Linked DNA regions of Mus musculus: regions 2 and 3 are each linked to region 1. Evidence: chromatin loops called from intact Hi-C (ENCODE). Cell type or tissue: left cerebral cortex. All regions are shown on one strand.

Evidence for each region. Hi-C counts contacts between places; a loop is a spot of excess contacts. Peaks named below come from ENCODE experiments on the same cell type or tissue, not always from the same donor. Only the 100,000 strongest peaks of a DNase experiment are listed, where the experiment ranks them.
Region 2: a loop joins it to region 1, with 2.4 times the contacts of the local background. A loop is called at or near these places in 11 of 42 quality-filtered maps.
Region 3: it touches region 1 in a loop (3-fold over the local background); 11 of 42 quality-filtered maps call a loop at or near these places.

The regions. Positions count from the first base shown.
Region 1 is chr17:25,563,543-25,571,542 of GRCm38, reverse strand. It overlaps Sox8 (SRY (sex determining region Y)-box 8), which reads left to right and starts at 857. Exons shown (of 3, transcript NM_011447.3): 1 at 857-1,433; 2 at 2,483-2,715; 3 at 3,462-5,650. The coding sequence starts at 1,021. The coding sequence ends at 4,210. Cerox1 (cytoplasmic endogenous regulator of oxidative phosphorylation 1) reads right to left here and starts at 732. Exons shown (of 2, transcript NR_045176.1): 1 at 442-732. In left cerebral cortex, CTCF peaks have their summits at 524, 3,362, 3,568 (motif pointing left) and 5,124; DNase peaks (open chromatin) are centred at 5,129, 5,809, 6,111, 6,880 and 8 more places; H3K4me3 peaks cover 6,175 bases; H3K27ac peaks cover 6,351 bases.
Region 2 is chr17:25,787,581-25,795,580 of GRCm38, reverse strand. It overlaps Ccdc78 (coiled-coil domain containing 78), which reads right to left. Exons shown (of 13, transcript NM_001165929.1): 5 at 7,741-7,829; 6 at 7,550-7,628; 7 at 7,339-7,464; 8 at 6,710-6,885; 9 at 6,502-6,583; 10 at 6,263-6,342; 11 at 5,729-5,795; 12 at 5,556-5,656; 13 at 5,068-5,471. The coding sequence ends at 5,369. Antkmt (adenine nucleotide translocase lysine methyltransferase) reads left to right here and starts at 3,187. Exons shown (of 5, transcript NM_145410.4): 1 at 3,187-3,528; 2 at 3,905-4,009; 3 at 4,095-4,235; 4 at 4,598-4,648; 5 at 4,803-5,081. The coding sequence starts at 3,367. The coding sequence ends at 5,033. It overlaps Metrn (meteorin, glial cell differentiation regulator), which reads left to right. Exons shown (of 4, transcript NM_133719.2): 3 at 148-207; 4 at 290-1,010. The coding sequence ends at 606. In left cerebral cortex, a CTCF peak has its summit at 4,056; DNase peaks (open chromatin) are centred at 2,736, 3,183 and 3,734; H3K4me3 peaks cover 2,621 bases; H3K27ac peaks cover 3,463 bases.
Region 3 is chr17:25,797,275-25,805,274 of GRCm38, reverse strand. No RefSeq gene overlaps it. Among named protein-coding and RNA genes, the nearest start is that of Metrn, 4.2 kb to the right of the region's middle. In left cerebral cortex, a CTCF peak has its summit at 4,027 (motif pointing right); DNase peaks (open chromatin) are centred at 1,987, 4,050 and 7,720; H3K4me3 peaks cover 521 bases; H3K27ac peaks cover 2,595 bases.

The DNA.
Region 1 (8,000 bases):
CAGCTCTATGCCACCCAGACAAGCTTAGGGTGGCAGGTACATCGCCTCCTTTGAGTTTGGCGAGAGACTCCTAGCTGCACTTGGAGACCTCCGGGCTGGGAGGCAAGTCGCGGGGGCGACCTCGGGCGCGGTTCGGAGTCAGGCTTGGCTCTCGCCTCGGGAGAAACGTCCCCTCTCCGACCCTGAGCACTCTCCGCCTTCTCTCTAGGCGCTGAGGAGAAGCGGCCCAGCGTGGTTTCCGCCTCCGCCAGACCACCCAGGCCCGCCCGCCAGGGCCTCCGCGCCCCCACCACAGGTCATACCCGGAAGGACCCGAGCCCCCGCGTCCGGCCCCTCCATCCGCCTGACCGCCCTCAGGGACTCAGCAGTCACTGCCAGAGCAGCCCCGCCCAGCGCCCCCGCCCTCCCACCTCTGTCTAGCCCCGGGGTCCTCCAGCTCACCTAGGTGCGGGAGTTACCAGGGTCACCTGGTGGCTCTTGTCATTGCGCCACCCTGCGGGCAGAACCCGGGTTTGGTTGCAATAGCGGATTCGAGCCCCACATTGGAGGGAGGGATGTTGGACTCAGGAACCTTGTGGATTAGCATCCTTGCCTGCCGCCCGAAAGTCAAGCCGTGCTGCTGAGATCCATGCACTGGGCAGTCAGTCACCCTTAGCCCTCTGACCCCGCCTCAGCCGAGGGATCAGGCTGCGGGGCGCCTGGCCCACGTGGTACGGAGGGTGGAGCGGGGTCGCAAGGCTTCTTTGGATTCGGGGCGGGGCATACAAGCTCCGCCTGGGGAGGACCTGCCAACCCGGACCGGGAGGGGCGGGGTTTCGACCACGGCTTAAAGAAACTTGTTGCGGGTCCCAGAACTGAGACTGAGCTACTGCGGCGGAGGAGCTGCTGCTGGGCCCCTGCGGTGAGGACAAAGATTGGGTCCTGCGTGGCAACCTTGGATTCTAGAGTGTCCTTCCACAGAGTGACCGGGCGCGACCCCTGCGTCCATCCCCACTGAGTGCCCCTCCGCGCGTGGCCCCGATGCTGGACATGAGTGAGGCCCGCGCCCAGCCTCCCTGCAGCCCGTCTGGCACCGCTAGCTCCATGTCACACGTGGAGGATTCGGACTCCGACGCGCCACCGTCGCCCGCGGGATCAGAGGGCCTGGGCCGCGCGGGGGGCGGCGGCCGAGGGGATACTGCTGAGGCAGCAGACGAACGCTTCCCAGCCTGCATCCGTGATGCCGTGTCGCAGGTGCTTAAGGGTTATGACTGGAGTCTGGTGCCTATGCCTGTGCGCGGCGGCGGTGGCGGCACGCTCAAGGCCAAGCCACACGTGAAGCGGCCCATGAATGCCTTCATGGTGTGGGCACAGGCGGCGCGCCGCAAGCTGGCGGACCAGTACCCGCATCTCCATAACGCAGAGCTCAGCAAGACCCTAGGCAAGCTGTGGCGGTGAGTGTGGGGACTCTTGACACTCAGGCTGAGGAAAGGAGTGACTTCGTGCCCCAGCTTGGGCTGTGCTCCTGGGCTGGTTCCAGGGTGGGTCTGGTCAACAGAGACACCAGGTGTGGGACTTTGGAGATGGACGGAGGCCAGTGCCTGGAGTGTGACCCTCCAGTCCTTTCTCCTCTCCTGGGATATCCTGCTGAGAACTGCAGAACTGGGGATCCTAGCATCGAGTGGCCACCACGGCCTGTAGGCATATTGGGTAGGCATCAAGCTGCTTTGTCCTGGGCAGAAGCTGGGACTCCGGGGTCCATGAGGAGTCCAAGTCCTCTGGCAGGTACTGCTCCCAGGCCACAGGAACCTGGAATTGGGGAAGGAAAGAGCAGGTGAAAGTGACAGGCTCAATGAGCACTTTGGCCTGAGAAAGGCAGGCATTATTGAAGACAGCTGCACAGTCCCACCTCCCAAGCTGCCTCTATTCGAGTTTGAAACAGTGTGTAGTAGTGATACTGGGCTGAGCAGGACAGCCAGGTTGTCTTGCCCTCTCAGCTTGGCCGGCAAGTTGAGGTTCAAGGTCGAGAGATTCTCAGGGTGTGTGTGTGTGTGCTCTGAGGACAATCTCCCGGAGTTTCTCCATCACTCCTGGCAACTTGGGATGGCTGGTTTCCAGAAAGCCTTCCTTGCCTTTGTCGAAGTATAGTTTTCACTGGGTCCTGTTGTCTTTCTTGAGAGAGATTGGTGGTGGTGGTGGTAGCGGCGGCGGTGGTAGCAGTGGTGGGTGACTGGATGAGCAAATAGTGCTGGAAAGGGGGACTTCGGGAAAGATGGAGAATTGGGGTCTTGGTCCTTAGACCACACTGTTGGGCTCTGCCCCACTGGTGTCGGAGTTCTCAGCAGGAGGGCAGGTTACCCCTTGGAGGGTATCCTGAGCTCTCCAGCACCCTATCCTGTGCTCCAACTGTCTGACTGCAGGCAGCAGTGTTTGCTGGCGCTGCCTAGGTCCTTGGCAAGTCTGGAGCTCCGTGGGCATCCTCGCTCTACTGTGTTTTCTGTAGCTTGCTGAGTGAAAGCGAGAAGAGGCCGTTTGTGGAGGAGGCCGAGAGGCTCCGTGTGCAGCACAAGAAAGACCACCCAGATTACAAATACCAGCCAAGGCGAAGGAAGAGTGTGAAGACTGGCCGGAGCGACTCAGACTCTGGTACTGAACTGGGCCACCACCCTGGTGGTCCCATGTACAAAGCTGATGCAGTGCTCGGCGAGGCACACCATCACAGTGACCACCACACAGGTGGGCTCCAGGACCCTTAGCATGGGGGACGGGCAATAGCAGGACTGATCTGGAGTGTGGGTAGGTCTTCCCTCCATGGTTGGCAGTCTGAGGAGGGCTGGGTCTTCCCCGATCCCTTGTAAAAAAAAAAAAAAAAAAAAAAAAAAAAAAACCTCTGGATGTAGCTATTTCTTATGTACAAAAGGAGGGAGCTGCCTAGCTCCATCTAGCACTCTGGAGATGTCTACCGTCACCGGGACTTACTCACAATCTGCCTCCACTCTACAGTAACAACAGCGTGGGTCAATAGCCCCAGCCTCAGAATCAGGCTGGTGGGTGGGGTCCCAGCAGCTAAGCAGCCGAAGTGAAGCTGGAGGCAGGCCGGCTGTGAGCTTCCGTTTACTGGGCTGTGGTGGGGAAAGAACGGGGTTGTGTGGGTTCGCCTTGGTCCAGTGCCCAGGGCCAAGCATTCCAAAAGTGCCCCATTAATGCTAGTTCTGGTGGGGCCGGCTGGCCACCTTCCATCCCCCCACCCAGGTCTTCAGGGAGGAGCCTTGGGTCTTCCCACAGCACAGTGCCAAACGGAATTTTCTCAGCCAGTAAGTGAGGGCTAGGTCTGAGTTTGCAGGAATTTCTGGGAAGGTAAGGAAACAAAAAGCCGTTGATTTGTACCTGTGGCAGTTACCAGGGTTCCTGGTGTCACCCACCAGCTCCACCCTGGTCCCACAGAAGGAGCATTCATCCTTGCAATATACTTTCTTCCTCAGGCCAGACCCATGGGCCACCCACCCCACCCACTACCCCCAAGACGGACCTGCACCAGGCGAGCAATGGAAGCAAGCAAGAGCTAAGGCTGGAAGGGCGCCGCCTAGTGGACAGCGGGCGCCAGAACATCGACTTCAGCAATGTGGACATCTCCGAGCTCAGCAGCGAGGTTATCAGTAACATGGATACCTTCGATGTCCATGAATTTGACCAGTACTTGCCCCTCAATGGCCACTCAGCCCTGCCCACAGAGCCCAGCCAGGCCACTGCCTCTGGCTCCTATGGAGGCGCTTCCTACTCGCACTCCGGGGCAACCGGCATAGGGGCATCCCCTGTGTGGGCCCACAAGGGAGCTCCCTCGGCTTCAGCTTCGCCCACAGAGGCAGGACCCCTTCGGCCACAGATCAAGACGGAGCAGCTGAGTCCTAGCCACTACAACGACCAGTCACATGGCTCACCTGGCCGTGCTGACTATGGCTCTTACAGTGCCCAGGCCAGCGTCACCACAGCTGCCTCTGCCACGGCTGCCAGCTCCTTCGCCAGCGCACAGTGTGATTACACTGACCTGCAGGCTTCCAACTACTACAGCCCCTACCCTGGCTACCCTCCCAGCCTCTACCAATACCCTTACTTCCATTCATCCCGTCGGCCCTATGCCTCGCCACTGCTCAATGGGCTCTCTATGCCACCCGCACACAGCCCCAGCAGCAACTGGGACCAGCCTGTGTACACCACCCTGACCCGACCCTGAGGCTGCTGCATCCAGGAAGTCTAGCCAGATCTTTGAGTTCTTCCGGAGTGTACTCGGTAGAGGTTGGAGGCAGCCAGCACGGCCTTACTCCGTCAAGTGCCTGCTGAATGTGCAGGAAGCCAGGCTTTGTCATCCTGTGTCCCTTTGCTTCTGGATATCCAAACTTCTGCCAGGGGACAGAGCTCTCTTTTCCCCCTCTTCTTTCTCTGAGGTGACTGGTGGTTTCCAAAACAGGCATTCCGTTGCTCTCCGGTTTGGATAAGTGTACACCAGCTCCCGAGTTTTGCATCTCAGTAGATAAGAAGATAGTTATGCCTAAGGACAAAGGAGAGAATGGGCTTCATGTCCTTATCAGCCTACCCAAGACCTCCCTGGGACCAATGGATGCTGTTCCCACGGTGAAAGCATGAAAGGACATCTGTGGATGCTCGAGGATACATCCAACCCGGGGACTCTCTTGGGACCAATGTGAGATTGAGGGGTTTCTCATTACCACCGTTCTTCCCAGCAAGGCTTGGCTGAGATGAACACTTTCTGTGTCTATTTTTATTTTTTGTTATTTTTTATTTTAAGGCTTAAACATGTTTGTTTTTTTGAAAGGTGTTGAAGACGTATTTATGTTCTGTTGTTATTTTATCTTTAATTAATGAAGTAATTTGTGCAGAGAGTAGAATTTAAGACAAAATTAAAGTGGGGAAGCTTGCTCTGTAAAGGGCAGGAGGGAGGTGGCTCAGAATCCCTAAGCATCTCTTTGCTTGGCCTTCGGATGTCCCTGGAGGCCTCCACCAGGCACAGGAGGAAGTGATCAACCTCTTAGGGTCTAGTTAGAACAAGAAGCCCGGCACCATCATTGGGCCAGGCATTGAAAGGCAGGAGTAGCATCTCTGCCTTCATGGTGCCAAGCGGTAGAAGACGGAATTTCCTGCAAGCTGGGCAGCTGCAGAACCACGATAATCTTGGCTCTTTGGCACCAGGCGCTACTTACCAAGCTGTGAAAGGAGAGCCTCCCCAACTAACCTGCTTAGGTTCCTAGTTAGAGAGTAACATCAGCTTCCCTGCCTGCGTCGCTGTGTCGAGTGTATAAACCGGCTACGTCACGGAAACTTGTGCCTTGAACACTTTGTATATTTGCTCACATTTGAGAAGTTTCGCTTCTTTTTAATTTTTCTACTTTTCCTACCTTTTTTTAGAGGGGAAAAAAAAATCCAGCCTTTTTTTTCTTTCTTCAGCTTATCTCCTTCCGGGGGCCGAGGTGGGAACCACAGCAAACTCATTTTTATGCAGTCTTTTTTTTTTTTTTTTTTTTTTTTTGGTGTTGAATTCAGAAAGACATTTGCTGTCCTTTACTCGCTGTGTTTCGTTCCTTTCTGACCAGGCAATGCTAACTTTTGTACAGATAAATTTGATAAAATTTAAAAAAAAAAATGTTTTCTCTACTTGGAGCATGTTTTGAGTATTACTTCTTATAATTAAGCCTGGGGGTTCTTACAGGAAGGTTCCTGGCAGAGATGGGTGCAACTCTGCTGAGAGCCTGGGTCCAGCTGCCTTAAGCAGGCCACTGGGGGGAGGGGAGCAAGCCAGCCCAGACTCCCCAAGGTGGGAACTTCCTCACCTTAGGGAGGTAGCCAACCCTGTCACAACCACTTGGTCTGAATTTAAACACCATGCCTTTAGCCTTGTCTGGCTTCCTCATTTTGAGGGTTTGCTCCAAAGCAGACAGATACAGGTCCAGACGGGCCATTCCAAGCCGTGCTTTCCTCCCAGCCGAATCGAGGCTGGTATCTGGGTGGCTGGACAGTGTCTCAAATCGATGGGCATTTTCTCTTCTGGGAGCAGGGTCCTGGCTCAGAGCCAGGCTGGGAGCAGAGAAGAACCATCCCAAGAGAGCCTGCTGCTTGGAGCAAAGTTTCTAGGGAGAAAATGGTTGTGAGGAGAGAGAGCAAGTAGGGGGAGGGGTTCTGGCCAAGTCTCCCGGGTGCATGTGGCTAGCAGGGGCTGCCAGAGCTGGCTTCATCTCAGCTATGTAGACTTCAGTCTTGGTCTGGGAGTGGGGTAGCCATGTCTCTCTAGAGCCACAGTGTGTGTGTGTGGGTGGTGTGGTGTGTGTGTGTGTGGTGTGTGTGTGGTGTGTGTGTGTGTGTGTGGTGTGTGTGTGGTGTGTGTGTGTGTGTGTGTGTGTGTGTTTGGTGTGTGTGTGTGTGTGTGTGTGTGTGTGGTGTGTGTGTGTGTGGTGTGTGTGTGTGTGTGTGTGGTGTGTGTGTGTGTGTGTGTGTGTGGTGTGTGTGTGTGTGTGTGTGTGTGTGTGTTAATTTATTACTGCCCCAGTTTAAGAAGCTTGACTCTAGAGCCTGCTAAGACCAGCATTCAGAAAGTCACTTGGGTTTATAAGAGCTCGTAAGGTCTGAGTGTGCCAAGCTTCCAGGTGTAGGGGATTCTGAGGATGGTGCTGTGAGAACCAGGTTCATGGATGGCTGATGTCTTCGAAGGCTACTGTCCATGTAGACCCAAACCCTGCCAGTCCTGCATCCAGCCAAGGGTTGTCTGAATCCATATGGCCCCCAGAGTTCTCTCATTGACACCCCAGACCAAGGAGAACCCCAGGTTCCCGGCTCACTGACAAAGCCGTGAAGCCCTGCTGCTTGGTTAGGATTAGCTTTGGGGCTTGCCAGGTTCCCAAGGGCCGGGTGGCCCTGCCAGTTCTGTTGGAACTTGGCAAGCCTCCTGAGTATTAACTCCTGGGACCCAGGGCCCTTCTGTCTTGCCAGCCAGCCCTGATACTGGGTGTTGCTTCCTGAGAACCTCTTGTATCTGAGCATCATGACGTGGGGCACCAGTGTCCTGGCCTGGCTACCCCAACTTTATTCTTGTAGATTCTCTGTACTTTGTACCTCCCTGCCTGCTTCCACCTCAACTCCTGGGGCTTTCAGAGGCGGAACCTTCCAAGGTCATCCATCTTGGGAGACTCCCGGTGCTGGTGCTGGGACTGGGACAGACAGCTTGGAGAGGAAGGAGTTCTGATGTGCTGGCCCATAAGAAGAGATTGTCTGGTGTCTCCTGAGAACTTCAGTCTAAAAGTAGTTCCCTGGCCAGCTTCGCCCTGAGTCCAAGCTTTAGAGTCCTGTTCTCTCAGAGAGCACCCATCCTGTTAGCCCATCCCAGGGGCAAGTTGGCAGAAAGTCCCTCCTCTTCATTTCTTGACCTAATACAATGTTAGCTCTGACCTCAGTGGAGGTCAGAGCTAACCTCTGTTCAACAGAAAGGGAGTAACGGTCTTGTCTGCCCCAGCATCCGAGAGACTGGAAAAAGCCCCCTCCATTCCCTACTGATCTTCTTGGTGTAGTATCAGCTCTTGGGAGCTGGTATCTATTTGGTCAAGTTCATGTCCATCCTGGCTATCAGTAACTGTGTGTCCTCCGGGCACTCCCTATCTTTACCGACTCTCCCAGTCAGTTTGGATATTCAACATGCTGTATCCTATGGCCTCAGTTAAGGCTCAGCACAGAGAGTGGTTACCAGAGGTGCACAGTCCTGGCCTGGGGTCTCTACCCCCACCTTTCCTTCCCAGTGTCTGACCTCATGTCAAGGGACTCCAGCCCTGCCAAGGACTGAGCCTCTCTGCCCACCTCACATTTGCTGTGGCTGCTGTCAGTGGCATTGGGCCCCAGTGTACTCTTGGGAGGTGATGTCCCAGCTGCCAGGCACTGGACAGATATGGACACTCATCTGTAGGCTGTGAACCAGCATTATCTCCAGTCTCCCAGTGTTACTAGGCCCAGTGTGACTCTTAAGA
Region 2 (8,000 bases), 220 kb before region 1:
AGGCATGTACCTGCAGGGTGTCTTCAGGCTATAGGATGCTGGGAGAAGGGTTTAGTCTCTTGCTCCTGTACCTTTTCCTCTTGGGAGGAGCTGTGGGCTCGTGCTGAGAGATCACAGGCCTGGCTGATGACCTGCCTTGCATGCTAGGTGCCTGCAGGCCCTGCAGTGATGCCGAGCTCCTCCTGGCTGCATGCACCAGTGATTTTGGTGAGTGTTTCTGTTGCGGGAGAGCTTAGGGTCTGCCTCACATTCCCACGTGCCCACCACTGGCCACCATGTCTCCTCGTAGTGATCCACGGGACCATCCATGGGGTCGCCCATGACACAGAGCTGCAAGAATCAGTCATCACTGTGGTGGTTGCTCGTGTCATCCGCCAGACACTGCCACTGTTCAAGGAAGGGAGCTCGGAGGGCCAAGGCCGGGCCTCCATTCGTACCTTGCTGCGCTGTGGTGTGCGTCCTGGCCCAGGCTCCTTCCTCTTCATGGGCTGGAGCCGATTTGGCGAAGCTTGGCTGGGCTGTGCTCCCCGCTTCCAAGAGTTCAGCCGTGTCTATTCAGCTGCTCTCACGACCCATCTCAACCCATGTGAGATGGCACTGGACTGAGAGACCTGGGAGCAAGCCCTGGATGGACCTTCTTCTGGAGATGGGGTGTTGGGGAGGGTGATGGGAGGGTGGGTGAGAAGGGTGTGGCTCGGATGGCATCCTGGTACCCACAGTGAGCTGGTAGAATACTAAGTAATCTGGACCATACCAGCCACTGTAGTCATGGTCTTCTGTGGCAGGCAGCATACCCAGCTCTGTGCCTGCCTCACTTTGTCTACTCTCCAGTCTGCTGCCCTTCTAACCCTTCTTAGCCTGCTGACCAGTGAGCTCATGTTTTCCTCGAATTCCAGGGTGCTGCTGGGGTTCAGAGCAACCGTGCCGTAGTTTGGAAGACTTGAGCTAATTGTTTTTTTTTTGTTTGTTTTTTTGTTTGTTTAAAGGTGGCCTGGGGGGGGCGGCAAACAGACAGACATCACTTTCAGCTCCTTACGAGGCCTTTAGGGAGGGGTTCTTTAGTCTGGCACCGCGCCATTCCCTTCCATGGTCCTTGTGAGCCATACAGTCATCCTTGGCCCGGTCCCGCCCTTGGGGAAGAATGGGCCCCTCTGTCCGGAGGCCCCTGAGACGTGCTGAGCATCCAGACATGGCAGAGAGCCTGCAGGGTGTGGGGTCTCCTCTGCAGGATCCTGCTTGTTCGTTTCCGGCGGGAGAAATGGACAATGGGGTCTCTAAAGACTGTTTCCCGCCACTGGCCCCATTGTTGCTATGCCTGCCTTTCTCCTGGGCCTCATTATTTCGCAAAAGGCTAGTGAGACCCTGAGCAGACAAAGCCTGTGGCTTGAAAGACCTTGAGTGAGGTGTGCGCTGGTTTTCTTAGGACGTCCGTCAGATTTCTTCTGCCTCTACCTCATGGCTCCTGGGAAACAGCTTCAGCTCCCGTGCTGTGCGGAGTGAGAGTGGAGTTCTGGAAATGCGTGACCTCCCTCTAAGGCTTTCACCCATCATCAGTCCCAACAGACTATTCATTCAGACTGGGAGAGTGACAAGGCTGTGCAGAGACCAGACATATGGTTCCTTGCCTCAGACTATGACAATGGTGGTGCCACACCCTACATAGGCCCCCGGAATGGCTTCTTTGGGATATTTATAACCAGATAACTTAAATCACATCTGTGTAATCTGAGGGTGGACAGAGAGCATGCTCCTTTTCCATAGACTGCTTCTGGAGAGGGAAGGGCACTGAGAGTCCGAGATCACTCCTGAAGAGTAGGCCATTGCATTTTCTCCCTCCATATCTGCCTCTGAATCGGCCCCTTGCTACTACTTCTCTTCTCCCCAAGCTCCATGGAGTGCTAAGGATTTAGACCCTTGTCTTTCCATCTGGTAGGGGAAGGCTGGTCCAGTGGCCTCAAGTCTGCTCTAGGGAACAGGTGGTGAAGACTCCAAACAGTAGAGACAGAGACAGCAAGGAGGATGGTGTGTATAAGCAGGACCCAAATCACAGGAGCTAGCCTGGGAAAGCCTTGCGAGGAGCAGAGACACCTCCAAGTAGAGCCCTGGCAGCTGAGGAGCAGAGTGTGGGTGCCAATGTCAGGTCAAGTTGCCAGGGCTTCCTGGGTGCTCTTGGTCTTAGAGTACTGCCAGGAGCAGCAGACAGGAATAGCTATGTCCAAGCAACCCTGTCTAGAATTCAGTGTGTGGGAGGGCTCTGGTATAAATCTTCCGGTGGCCAGGTTCTGAGCTGGATGGAGCAGAGCCTCTCTGCAGAATACATGTACACAGAATACATGCTGTCTTGCGACACCTGTCCTGCAGATGGTTTTGGAGGGTAACACTCTGTGCCTGGGCGATAGGGTGGTGGTATTGGGCATGTTCAGTTTGGAAGCCATCACCGTCTATGCTAGGGATAGCCGAAGAGGCCATGAGTGAGCATAGTCAGGGAAGATCTACCATTCTCAGACAGTTAGCCTTGATGTGGGTGGTCGGGGTCCAGCAGCTTGACTCAAGGCTCTATCTGTTTCCATGCAGGGCCTTACTAAGAGTCACTCAACCCTTTATTTTTGAAAGAAGGAGATCTTCCGGACTCCTGGGCTGTCTTCCACCCTAGGCTGGGCCCTTTGCCAGCACCCAGTCGCTCACATCCGGCCCCCTCCCTCCGTACTCACTAGAGAGCCAACATCTGTCTCTAGCTGCCCGCCCCTCTCCTTCGACCCCAGAATACTCTCTGTTTCCCGCCTAATTATTGTCGCGGAAGAGGGGGAGGGGCGGCTGGAAGGACGTCCTCTGTGGTTTGCTTCTGGATTTTTGGTAGGCTTTCAGTCATTTCTTGTCTTGATCAACAGAATTTGCGTGAGAGTGCCTTTCAGTTATAGACCCTGGCTATAACCCGAGGCTGCCGGCCAGCAGTACAGCCTCAGGGGGATTTAGAACAGATTCCATTCCATGTGGTTGTCTGTAAAGTGGACCCTGAAGCTGACCGCTGTATGTCTCGGACCGTAGACCCACTCGTGGCAAACCCTGTCATTCTCGCCCATCGCCTGGGTCATCGCTACCCCAAACCATCACCCGGAACCCAAGGAGGGTCCCCCGGATGGCTGGGCGGAAAAGAATGAATGTCGGACTGGCCTCGGAGGCCTCTTCCACTTCCGGCGACTGATCGCAGCGGATACTTAGATTTCTGCAGTTGCGGCTGCGGTTGGCTGGCGTACGCTGCAAGCGGATAGAGTTTGGCTCAGGCTGGGGGCAGCGGGGAGGGCAACCGCTTCCATTACCGGCCGGGAGCCTTGGGAAGTAGGACCTGGAACTGAGTGTCTGTCAATCATGGATCAGGACGACCCAGCCGAAGCGTTGACTGAGCTACGCGAGAAGCGGCTGGGCTTGCTGGAGATAGTGCAAGCGGCGGCAGGCTCGGGATTGGCCGTCTATACTATATGGGCGCTGCTGCTGCAGCCGGGCTTCCGCCGGGTGCCTCTGAGGCTGCAGGTGCAGCGTTGAACCTTGGAAGGAAAGGGGCCAATACTGGTGCAAGCCAAGGTTCCATGGGTGGGGTCAAGGCTACTGTAGGTAGCGTAAAGATGGGCGGAATCAATTATGGCGCGGGACCTAACCCGGGAACCCGATGTACGGAGAGTTGGGACCAGGAAGTTGCGGAGCCTGGGTCTTTCGTCAAGACCAAGTCTAAATGAATGAAGCTGGGATTGAGTTACTTAGGGGGTACGGGCCTATGACTGGAGAGTGGGCGGGGCTCACTGGATGGTATCAATTTAAGAAAGGAAATCTAGTAGGCTCCCATCGGCCCCCAAACTGGTGCTTCTGCCTGTGTGATTTCTAGCCTCAGCCCACCAAATTCCTTATTCAGGTGCCCTACGTTGGCGCGAGTGCCCGGCAGGTTGAGAACGTGCTGTCACTGTTGCGAGGCCGCCCTGGAAAAATGGTGGATCTAGGCTCTGGTGATGGCAGGATCGTAAGACCTGTGTCTATATATTCGTTGTCCCTCTGGTGGTGGCCCCATTCCCTTCATCCAGATCCCACACTCTTGGCTCCCATAGGTGCTGGCGGCCCACCAATGTGGTCTCCGTCCAGCTATGGGATATGAGCTGAACCCGTGGCTTGTGGGACTTGCACGGCTGCATGCCTGGAGAGCCGGTTGTTCTGCGAGTGTCTGCTACCATCGAAAAGATCTCTGGAAGGTACCCTACCAAACTTGATACCCCTCCCTCCCCCTCCCACTCTCTTTCTTTCCAAACTTGATTTTCTTTACCCTCCCTCTTCCTTTCATTTTTTTTTTTTTTTTGAGATGTGTGTCCAGGCTTATCTCAAACTAGCCTTGGATTATAGGCATCAGACCTAGTTTATGCAGAACTGGAGATTAAACCCAGGGATATGTGTATGCTAGGCAAGCACTCTGCCACCTGAGGCACACCTCCAGCTCCTGATATCTTTATCTCCCAAGTTTCATGCTCTGAGTGGCTATTATGTGGATATCTGGGTGGGCTAGAGGCCCTACCTTGGGGACTGCATGCCCTCCAGCCTTTACCCTTGTTTTCTACAGGTGAGCCTCAGGGACTGTCACAACGTGTCTGTGTTCCTGGCTCCCAGTGTGGTAGGTTTTGGGTCTGTTGTCCTGCTGGGAGATCAGGGCCACAGTCTTGGCTCTTGGATGCTCTCGGGCCTGGAATATGTTCTGGGCTCAGCTGGATGGGGCAGCTTTTTCTGACCTGCTCCTGTGTTCTTTTCCCTCCTGTTCTTTCCTACAGCTCCAACTGCTGGAGGACAAACTGCAAGCAGAGCTCCCTGTGGGGGCCCGTGTGGTATCTGGACGATTCCCCCTTCCCACCTGGCAGCCTGTAGCTGTGGTGGGCGAGGGCACTGACAGAGTTTGGGCCTATGATGTCCATGGTTCTGGGCCAACTGTGTCTTCTTGTGGGGTGCCCATCAAGGCCATCCCAGAGTCCAGTTCTACCTTAGTCCCTAGAGCCCCTGTTTGACAAACTGGCTGACTGGATAAAATAAAGACTCTGTGGGTTCAATCCTGACTTTTGTTTGTTCCAGGAATCACTTCCTGGGGCAGGGTGTCCAGAGGGTTCCATGCTGGCTGTAAAGAGATTTCTTTTGAGATTTTTCTGGGAGACTAGCTAGTGACTCTGAGTCCTTGGGCGCTGAGGCCTAGTGGAAGATACAGCTTTTTTTTTTTTTTTTTTTTTTTTTTTGAGACAGGGTTTCTCTGTATAGCCCTGGCTGTTCTGGAGCTCACTCTGTAGACCAGGCTGGCCTCGAACTCAGAAATCTGCCTGCCTCTGCCTCTGCCTCCGGAGTGCTGGGATTAAAGTCGTGCGCCACCACTACCCGGCGAAGATACAGCTTCTACTCCTTGGGGATCTCCAATATTCACCAACTTCCTCAGTTTCAAGATTTCCTGCTTGTACCTGATTGGAATGATAAATCACTTGTCTGGCCATGGATTCTTTTCTTTCCACCAGATTAGGACCCTGGAGCCACATCCAGCCTACCTGCCCAAGTGCTGGTCCACATACTCCTGTAGCTCAGAAAGCTGCTGCTCTGCCATGGTGGCCCGGACCATCAGCTGTGCCCGTTCCCGTTCTAGCTCTGCCTGGTGGAGGCATGAGTTATGAGCCATGGTAGGAGGTAGAGTAGGGGGTCTCCGCCGCTCCTTCCCTACTACCTGAGTGTCCTGGGAGAAGTCCTGCAGCCTCTGCTGGATTTGGGCCCAGGATGCAGTGTCTAGGGCCCTGTGAGGAGAGGGTAGGAGGGGCAGTCTCCGAGCCAGGCATAATACTTGCTGCGTGGTTTTAGGACAGCATAGCACTGCCTGGAGCCCCGGAGCATCTGCACTTGGATAGTCCCCTGACTAGCTCAGTGAGCCCTCGTCTACACAGTGTTTTCTTCCCCAATTCTTGGGAGGTACTATCTCAAGAGCCTGCCTGGTATACAGCAGGTATAGAGGCCCAAATCTACAGCTGCCGAGGCCACTAGGCTGCCCACTGTCACCAACCCCATTTCACCTATCAGATACTTAACAAAGCAGCCATCCATTTTCAGTGATTACCAGTGTTCCATTCAAACTGAGATAGCCCAGAGCAGGGATAAGAGAACCCTACTCAGTAGCGAGGGTTGCTAGAATGAATGAAGGCTGTTCAGCTTCTGGTTCTCTCTGCCTGACTTGTAGACCTCTCCTATATCAACAGAAAGCACTCACAGTGGCTGTGACTTGTTCTCCTTGGAAGTTTCACCAGATCCCTTCTCTGGGTACAGTAGCAGTGTCCTATGTCGGCCATACTGTAAAAGGACATGGTGGGTTCCCTTGGCTGACTGAAGAAGGCCAACCGCTCAAAGACTTTGAGTTTGGGATGAGGCCAGGGGTGAGTCCTTCCTGGGCCTCTGGGCTTCAAGGCAGTTTGAGACAGTAGGGAGAGGGCACCTGGGCCCCAGTATTACCTCGTTTTCTCTTGGGTGGCTGAGTTCAGTGGCCCAGTGCATGGGTAATGGCTCCAGGTTGATGGCTGTTGCAAAGGTAGCCCTAGGAATACCATATGACCTGTTGGGATCTGTGGGTGCCTGGCGCTGCTCCTGCAGCACGCTAAACCACAGTACAGGTCGCATGTTGCCATCCCACTCCAGGTGCCTGAGTCAGGGTGGAGCCCACCTGCAGGTGGTTAGCAGCAACTCCTGCCTCTGGTTCAGATCTGCCAGGCGCTTTCGGTAGGTCCGGGCAGCTTGGGCCAGCTGTTGCTCTCGGGTTCGGTGTGCAGCCCTAATGTCCTGCAGAGTGGACTCCAGGAAAGCTTGAAGGGCCGCCTGATTTGTGCTACTGGCGTTCTCCTGGAGGGGATTGGGTAGGACAGAGCTAGGGTTGGGGTTGAGTTTGGACCAGGTTAGGCAGCTAAGCTGGAGGAGCTGGGCTTGAGTTGGGTAACATGGTTGGGCTTAACCTTACTCTCTTTTTTAAATTTGTTTGGTTTTTTGGTTTTTTGTTTTGTTTTGTTTTTCGAGACAGGGTTTCTCTGTATAGCCCTGGCTGTCCTGGAACTCACCTTGTAGACCAGGCTGGCCTCGAACTCAGAAATCCGCCTGCCTCTGCCTCCCGAGTGCTGGGATTAAAGGCGTGCGCCACCATGCCCGGCTTAACCTTACTCTCTATCCTAGCTGGCTGTGCAGGGACCCAGGACCACAGATTCCTTGTAACTGTCTGCCCAGCACAGCCAGGCCAGACTCACACTCCTCAGATCTCAGAGTCTACTTCCGACCACCACAGAACATAACTAAAGTGCTCACCACCGTCTCTCTGGCATAGTGCTGCAGCCGGACAGCATACTCCTCGTTCATCTTCTTCAGCTGGAGCTGCAGCTGAGTGTTTTCAGCCTCAGCCTGCCGGAGCTGACCCTTACAGGAGGCCAGCACCTGGGAGTACCCAAGAGGCGATTGCTCTGTTTGTAGGACTCCCACCTGCCAGAAGCTGAGGCTCACGGGGTGGGTAAAGCCTCACCATGGCTTGGGAAGCCAGTTGCTGACCAGTTGTCCTGGCTTCCTCTCGGGCTCCCTGCAACTGCTGGCTTAGGACTCCCCTGTGAACACAGTGCAGGCTCAGCTAGGCCAGGGTGAGGTCATCCGTCATCCCCTAAAGAAGGATCTCTCCGACCACTGGGCTCTGCTTGTTGTAGGTGAGGTGAAACTCACACTTGTGTCTCCAGTGCCTGCTGCCTGGCTCTGTGATGCTCCAGAAGCCATTTCAGTTCCTCCTGCAGCTTCTGCTGGCCTCCTGGAGGCTGCAGGGTGAAAAAGACAGCCACCAGACTCACCGCAGGCCCCTGTGCTAGGTGGCTGTGCATTGACGATCTTCATGCTGCTCAGGCTCAGAGAGCCTGCCTTTCGCAGGCTGAACCTTCGTGGACAGATGGGAAGAGAGGGGAGGGGAGGGAGCAGCAGACACCCGTTTT
Region 3 (8,000 bases), 230 kb before region 1:
AGGGGATCACTAGCTGGGCGTGTGTCTTGGCTGGGGCAGATAGGATGAGCACACTCCGGTGTGAAGGTGGGTGTGAGGAAGGCCCAGCACACAGTGGCCCTGTCTCTTGAGAGCACTTAGGAAGTTACTGAGCACTAATCTGGGGGCCTTTCCTCTCTCATCAAAGGACCAACCTGCTTCCCTCTACCTCTGCCATCCTCCTCAGATCAGGCTCTCCTTCATGTCATCAGAAACTTCCAACTTACTGCTCTCTTCTGCTCCCCTTGGGATTCCAGGAGTTCAGTTGGCATGCATTAATGGTCCAGCTCTCTCAGGCAGCTATCTCCTCAGTTGTGGTCTGTTAGACCCTTGTTCCAGGCTGGCGAGATGGCTCACTGAGTAAGAGCACTGACTGCTCTTCCAAAGGTCCTGAGTTCAAATCCCGGCAACCACATGGTGGCTCACAACCACTTATAATGAGATCTGATGCCCTAATCTAACACCCTCTTCTGGTGTGTCTGAAGTCAGCTACAGTGTACTTATGTATAATAATAAATAAATCTTTGGGCCGGAACGAGCCGAGTTGACTAGAGTGAGCAGAGGTCCTAAAAATTCAAATCCCAACAACCACATGAAGACTCACAACCATCTGTACAGCTAGCTACAGTGTACTCGCATACATTAAATAAATAAATCTTTTTTTAAAGACCCTTGTTCCTTGGGCTCTATGCCAGCTAGGAGGGTACCACATCTCTCACCTGGCACTTCATCTGGTGTGGCCTCTTGTCACCTGCCACTGAATGAACTTATTTGACTCTCAGACTCTATATCCTCCCCAGAAGTTTTCACTTTCATGTCTTCCCCAAACACCAAGAACCCCTCTTCTCAGCCTGGGCCTACTGGCTCTCTGATGGCACAGTTATGATGAGCTGTTGGCTGACACAACACTTAGAGGGCCAGGGTGGGGTTTCCTGGGTACCCAGTGGGGCATAGGGGAGGTTCACACACCCCTGTGGTCATGATGATAGGGAAGCTGGCTTCTGGAACACCTTCCACGGAGGATTCCTGCATCATTCATTCCTGATGACGCTTTTGGAACATCTTACATCCTGAGAGAACTGTGTCAGACAATATCCAAGTGCCTGACCAGGGACTTTCGTCTCCTGCACAGAATATGGGGTAGCATATAGGGCCAGTTCAACCAGGATGCTTTCTTCACGGGTCAGTCTTACTTGTCTTAAGCACCCCTCTCTTAAGACACCCCTCATCTAAGGCTATTATTATGTTCCTCACCCTTGCCTTGATGTCAGAGCAGAGAACACTGTCTTCTATCCAGGCTTCTAAGGTCCAACTCCACAGAATGGGGATGATGAAGACTAGGGCTGCTGGCACATTTGGCTCGGATAGAGAGGGAGGAGGGAGCATCATGGGATCACTCCTAAGCCTAGAGTGATGATGATAGCTCTACACTGTCTCTAAGTCTTACCACAGGAGGTTCCAGGCATGGCCTTTCAGGGTTCTAGTGTGGAGAGTGCTGGGGAGACACACAGCTGGGTCACATCTTCCCCAGGTCGTTCCCCTCACTGAACCCCTTCTGGGAAACGTAGTTGGGCTATAAGGAGGAATACCTTGAGTGCACAGTATTGGTGGGGAGCGACCCCTTCAAGTGAGTCACCCTGAGCTCAGGTAGATACTTTATGCCCCCGATCCTCTCTACCCTCCTTTCTTCTCTCTCCCTCTTTACTTACCCTCTGTCCTTTTCCATTCCTCTTCCTGTCTCCCTATACTCCTCCGCCCTTTCCTTTTCCTCCACCCTGTCCCTGCCAAGAGCCAGAGGCTGAAGTGCACAGGAGAGAAGCAGGTGGAACATCAGTCTGGCTGCCCTGATGACAGGGTGAGAGCGTTGAGGTTCTCTGCTGGCCTCTGCTTTGGCCTGGCCCCACCCCCTGTCAAGACTGAGGATGACTCAGGGCCCAGCTGACACCTCAGCAGCACGAGTCGCCTAGTGATGGCGGTCTCCCGGCAACGGTCGTCTCCTAGCAATGGGATATTTTCCCCTGGCCCTGGCTGGAGCCAGTGGCTATTTATAGCTCAGCTTCAAATCAATCAGCAGCTGCATTTTAGGCTTGTGTTGGGGGGGGGGGCTTCTCAGCAAATGAAAAACTACAGAGATAGAAACCTCAATGCCCAACCCCCTGAAGTGCCAGGCTAATGGGGTGGGGGGGAGATGTATCCAGAAACCATGGGAATGGCTGGAAACCTGAGACTTCTTGGGAGCTGACGGCTATGATTGTATCCTGGATGAGGTCTCTGTGTTCAAGGGGCTGATGGCTGAACCACCCTGAAACTGCCTAGGTCCAGCTGGGTACAGCAAGGGAAGGCAGTGCTCAGGGGGTAGGTACCATTGATGCACTTTCCTGGTCCCCTGGTGCCCCCACCCATCGTTATTTCCACCTTGCAGCTCCATCCAGCAGGACACACATTTAATCCTGGCTGTAAGGGTCCTGGTGCCACAGGCTCACTAAGGGATACAGGAACGCTCTCAGGTTACCTGTATCTAGCCCCTACCTGGCTTCAAATGTTATCTGCTATCTGTGAAGGGGGCAGTCCTAGGCAGGTGGGAAACTTGTCCCCCCTTTCTCACAAGATCAAGGAGAAACCCAAACTCACCCTCTGTCAGTAGGTCAGATTTCAGGTTATATTTGTGGTTGTGTTTGTTCAAATCTCCATGGTCCTGGAGTCATTGGCTTTCTAATCCCTGTCAACTCTCCTCACTTGTAGCTCTTCCCCGAATAGCCCCAATTGGATGGCCTGTTCATTGGGAACCAGCTGCATGTCTCCCATCAGCTCTCCTGCTGAACGTTTGGGCTGCTTACCCTCCACTCTGCTTAGGGACCAGCATACTGCACATACATTATTGATGTCCTCAACCTGCAAAGGCCTGTGTAACAGGGGACAGTATGGCTGGAGATGGGGTGCCTGAGTGGTGACACTCATAACAACCAAGGCCTCTGTTGTCCCCACTGCATCCACAAGTGCAGTACATGGCCCTGGGGAAGACAGTACAGAAAACAGGTCTCAGTGTGATTTCCAGCCCGGACAACCCCTATGATGGGTAATTTTTGTTGTTAGCATAATATATGTGTGAAGGGAGAATTCAACTGAGGAATTCTCTCCATCAGATTGGCCTGTGAGCATGTCTTTGAGGCATTTAGCTGACTCTGACACTTTAATCTATCTCTCATCTTTCCATCCATCCATCCATCTATCATAGTAATGATCAAATAAAAAGAGACATCTTCCTTCCTTCCTTCCTTCCTTCCTTCTTTCCTTCCTTCTTTCCTTCCTTCTTTCCTTCCTTCTTTTCTTTACTTCTTTCTTGTTTTTTTTTTCTTCTTGTTTTTAGATACAGTCTTTCACTGTGTAGTCCTGGCTGTCCTGGAACTCAGTTCTGTAAACCAGGCTGGCTTTGAACTCTCAGAGATCCACCTGCCTCTGCCTCTGCCTCCTGGGTGCTGGAACTAAAGGTGTGCGCTGCTATCACCCGGTTGCAACTCATTTATTAAGGTAAGGGCACAAAGTCTTGAGACATTCAAGGAAGTCCCCAAGCTTGAGCATAAACAGCTAAAGGTTCTCTGAGATGTGGGGTGCTCTCTCATTCATCCTTCATTTTCCTTCTGGGTATCTAAAAGCACCAGGAGCAGCTCTGTTGGACCCTGAGGCTACTCATGGCTTTCTGGGATCTATACCCATGGGCATCAGACTTCTGCTAGCTAATGATGGTCAAGGGTCCCTTTCCCTGACCAGTGTGAGAAGTGGCACCTGTCTAGAATCTACCATCGTGACAGAATCATTGTTATGGTGCTAGAAGATGAAGATGGGAAGAGTAAGTTTAATAGAGAGACTCCGGTCAGGTGAGTGTTTCTTTCAGACCAAGTTACCCCTTAGTAACCTCTAGCAGTTACCTCTTACTGCTAGGTCTCCTGCCATTGCCCTTGGAGGTTAGGGTCGGACGACTTCAACTCTGAGACTGGCCAGCTCATCCCCATATTACCATTAGAGGGCGCCTGGAGACTACTTTTCTGCCTCAGTGGCTTGCAATGGGAAGTACCAAAGAATTACCAAAGTAGCTGCAATTTCTCAGGCTGGATAGTTGTACTGTGGTTGCCCGAGGTGTCTTGTATCCTCGGTACAGGCCTTGGTGTCTGCTATAATTTCATCAGGCATGTCATATTTTTCTTTTTTTTTTCTTTCTGTTTCCAGATTGATTTTAAAGTTTTAAAATTATAACCACAGAAATCCCCCTGCCCCCGGGACTCCACACTTGAAAACACTTATTTAAAAGGGGTTGGGTAGAGAACTACTTGAATTTACCTGCCTCTGCCTCCTGAGTGCTGGGATTAAAGGCGTGCGCCACCATGCCCGGCTGAATTTACCATTTTTATTTTTGCCATGCCTTTCCATTGAATTTTATTTTATTTTATTTTATTTATTTATTTATTTATTTGTCTTTCAAGATGGAGTTTCTCTGTGTAGCCCTGGCTGTCCTGGAACTCACTCTGTAGACCAGGCTGGCCTGAAATTCACAGAGATCTGCCTGCCTCTGCTTCCTGAGTGCTGGGATTAAAGGAGTGTGTCACCACTGTTTGGCTGAAAATATTGTATTTATGATTTAATTTTTACATTTTTTTTTTACCTTTAGGTGTGTGTGTGTGTGTGTGTGTGTGTGCCCGTGCATGCATGCATGAGAGTGGATTTGCCTGTGGCGACAAGAGGCATCAAATTCCCTGAAGATGGAGTTTCATGCTGTTGTGATCCTCTTGATGTGGGATCTGGGAGCACAGCTTAGGTCCTCTGCAAATGCAGTAACGTGTTCTCAACTGATAAGCCATCTTTCCAGCCCATCTGACTTTGTTATTTATTTTTTTTTTTTTTTATTTTTGTTTTGTTTTCTTAGACAAGGTCTCTATGTCATCCCTGCTGTCTTGAACTTCTCTAAGTAGACCAGGCTGGCTCCAGACTCAGAGATCCTCCTGTTTATGCCTCCTGAGTGCTGGGATTAAAGGTGTGCGCCACTATTTATTACATATTCTATTTGTTTGAAACAGGGTTTCTGAATAGCCCTGGCTGTCCTGGAACTCACTATGTAGCCCAGACTAGCTTTGAACTCACAGAGATCTACTTTTCTCTGCCTCCAAGTGCTGGGATTAAAGGTATGTGTCATTATGCCCCAAATATTACTTATTCTGATAGATTACAAGATCTCATCATATAACCAGAAGGTCTGGAACTCTCTGCAAAGACACCAATCTGACCTAGACTCACAGAAATCCACCTGCCTTTGCCTCTCAATAGCTGCAGCGTCTCAGGTGGCCTCTTATTTATTTATTTATTTATTTATTTATTAGAAATTTTTATTTTATTTTATTATTTATTTATTTAGGTTTTTTTTCAAGGCAGGGTTTCTCTGTATAGCCCTGGCTGTCCTGGAACTCACTTTGTAGACCAGGCTGACCTCAAACTCAGAAATCTGCCTGCCTCTGCCTCCCAAGTGCTGGGATCAAAGGCATGTGCCACCACGCCAGGCACTTTCTACTTTTAAAGGATGTTATTATTGTTGTTGGGTGCTGAGAATGGAATTCAGGGCCTTGCACACCATGGCAACACCTCCTCCCTACCATCCTGACAAATTCTTAACTGTGAACTCCTATAAAGTAAAAAATAAGTTACATACTTCCACTATACAACAGCACAGAATTCATTCTCCTATTCCAAAAGAGAGAGAGATAGGACATGGAAAGAAGATATGATATGAGACCAAAGCAACATCCAAACCCGGACGTCAAGGGTTTACGATAGAATCATCCGGGCTTCATTCTGTTAGAAATAAATTTGAGGTTGCAAAGAAAGAGACCTCCACTCTAACTGAAGTGTCTCAAGAAGGCAAACCTTTACTGCTGACCAAGGAGTGAGCTGCTCACAGCATGGAAGAGGCAACTCAGACAGGGATTGGTTTTTATTCTAACTCAGGTGATGACTGTGTCTTTTCCCCATTGGCTGGGCTCAACCTCACGGTCTTTAGTGATTGGCTAGGTTTGTTTGTTTGTTTGTTTGTCTGTTTGTATTGAGACAGAATTTCTCTGTGTAAAGATCCCTGGCTGTCCTGGAACTCACCATGTAGAGCTAGTTTGCCTCGAACTCACAGCGATCTGCCTTGCCTGTGCCTCAGGAGTGCTGGGATTAAAGTTGTGTGCCACCTTGCTCAGCCCAAGCTTGGTTAGTTTTAAGAGAATCTGTGCAAAGAAAACGAAGGGGTAAAAGATAAACCATTTTAATTCAAGAATATAGTAGGGCCTTTGTGTTTGGTATGGGGGTGGATTAAAACATTTGCATAAAAGTCTACCAAGCTGAGAAAATAAAAAAAATTTGAATTCCTTGCTTTTATAGCATCCCACATTTCTATACTATTTGAGAGAAAAAAGTCATATTTAATGTTATTTATTTATTTACTATTTTACTTATTTATTTATTTCATATATATGAGTATACTGTCACTGTCTTCAGACACACCAGAAGAGGGCATCAGATCCTATTACAGATGGTTGTGAGCCACCATGTGGTTGCTGGGAATTAAACTCAGGACCTCTGGAAGAGCAATCAGTGCTCTTAATCGCTGAGCCATCTCTCCAGCCCATATGTAATGTTTCTTCCAAGAACAGTCACACCACACTGTGTTTACTGATTCATCAGGAAAGTTCTGGTCACTCTCACCTTGTGTCATTTTGACTCTCTGGACTGGGGCAAGGAGCCATCTGAGCCTTCTTATTGGTCAAAGAGGGCCTGGGAGGCAAGGAGAAAGTAGTCAGTGTTTGAAGCTCCTCCCCAGATTGCCAGTGGGATCACTGGATCTCATCTGTCTCTGAGCGCAGGTCCAGGCCAACCGGAAGGGTTTCACTCGGAACCTGGAGGATCCAGAAACAGAGCCCTGGGGGTGGGAGAGAGAGAGAGAGAGAGAGAGAGAGAGAGAGAGAGAGATCCTTGGGGACCTGCCAAGGTTCTTCTTCTATTTTCCATCTCCTCCACCCTCCCTTCGGTCAGATCCAAAGGACAAGCTGCTCCAAGGAAGCTCTTCCCCATTGGGGGGTTTCACAGTGGCTCTATTTTATTTTAAGAGGTTCTCGGGGGGGGGGGGATAGGGGATTTTCAGAGGGGAAACCAGGAAAGGGGATAACATTTGAAATGTAAATAAAGAAAATATCTAATAAAAATATTTTTTTAAAAATGAACAACAAACAAAACAAAACAAAAAAAAGAGGTTCTCATGTAGCCCACACTGTCCTTGAATTCACTATGGAGCCAAGGATGCCCTTGAACATCTGAGCTGCTTCCTTTACTTCCTGCCCGCTGGGATTACAGGCAAGACCCACTACACTCTCAGTTTAACATTATTTTAAAGATCAAAGCCAGGGGTGTATGCCTGTGTGGTAGGTGCTCTATAACCTAGCTACATCCTCAGGCTGCCTGGGATATCTTTCTGATTCCCTTTCGGTTGATCTTGACTGTAGGAATGGCCTGTACTTTGGCACCGGCAGACTACCAGGCTTTGTCAGTCAGGTGGGTCCCTAGGCAGGTCCTCTAGAACGCCTCATTTTTTTCTTAGTATCCATTTAACATTGGAGGAGTGTGTAGTTAGGTCTGAGAATGTATGGTGGCAGAAGGAGATCCACACTACCCACGCTACTCCTTCCAGACCTAGCCAGTATTCTTTCTTTTCCCCAAACCGAAGGTTTGGCCTAGCTCCATGCTCCAGGCCCTCTGTACCCTCCCTTATGAGATGCAGTAACACAGGGGTTTTAATCTCTTTTCCTTAAGTACCAGCAGCAGGATACCAGTGTTCAGATTTTGGCTGCAGACTCTACTACTTCTCTTACAAAGTCCCACTGCCCCGAGGTCCACTGAAGGTAAGGGGTGGACAGCCTTCCAGATTCCAGTCGACAGCGAACCCCACCAACCCACCAAAC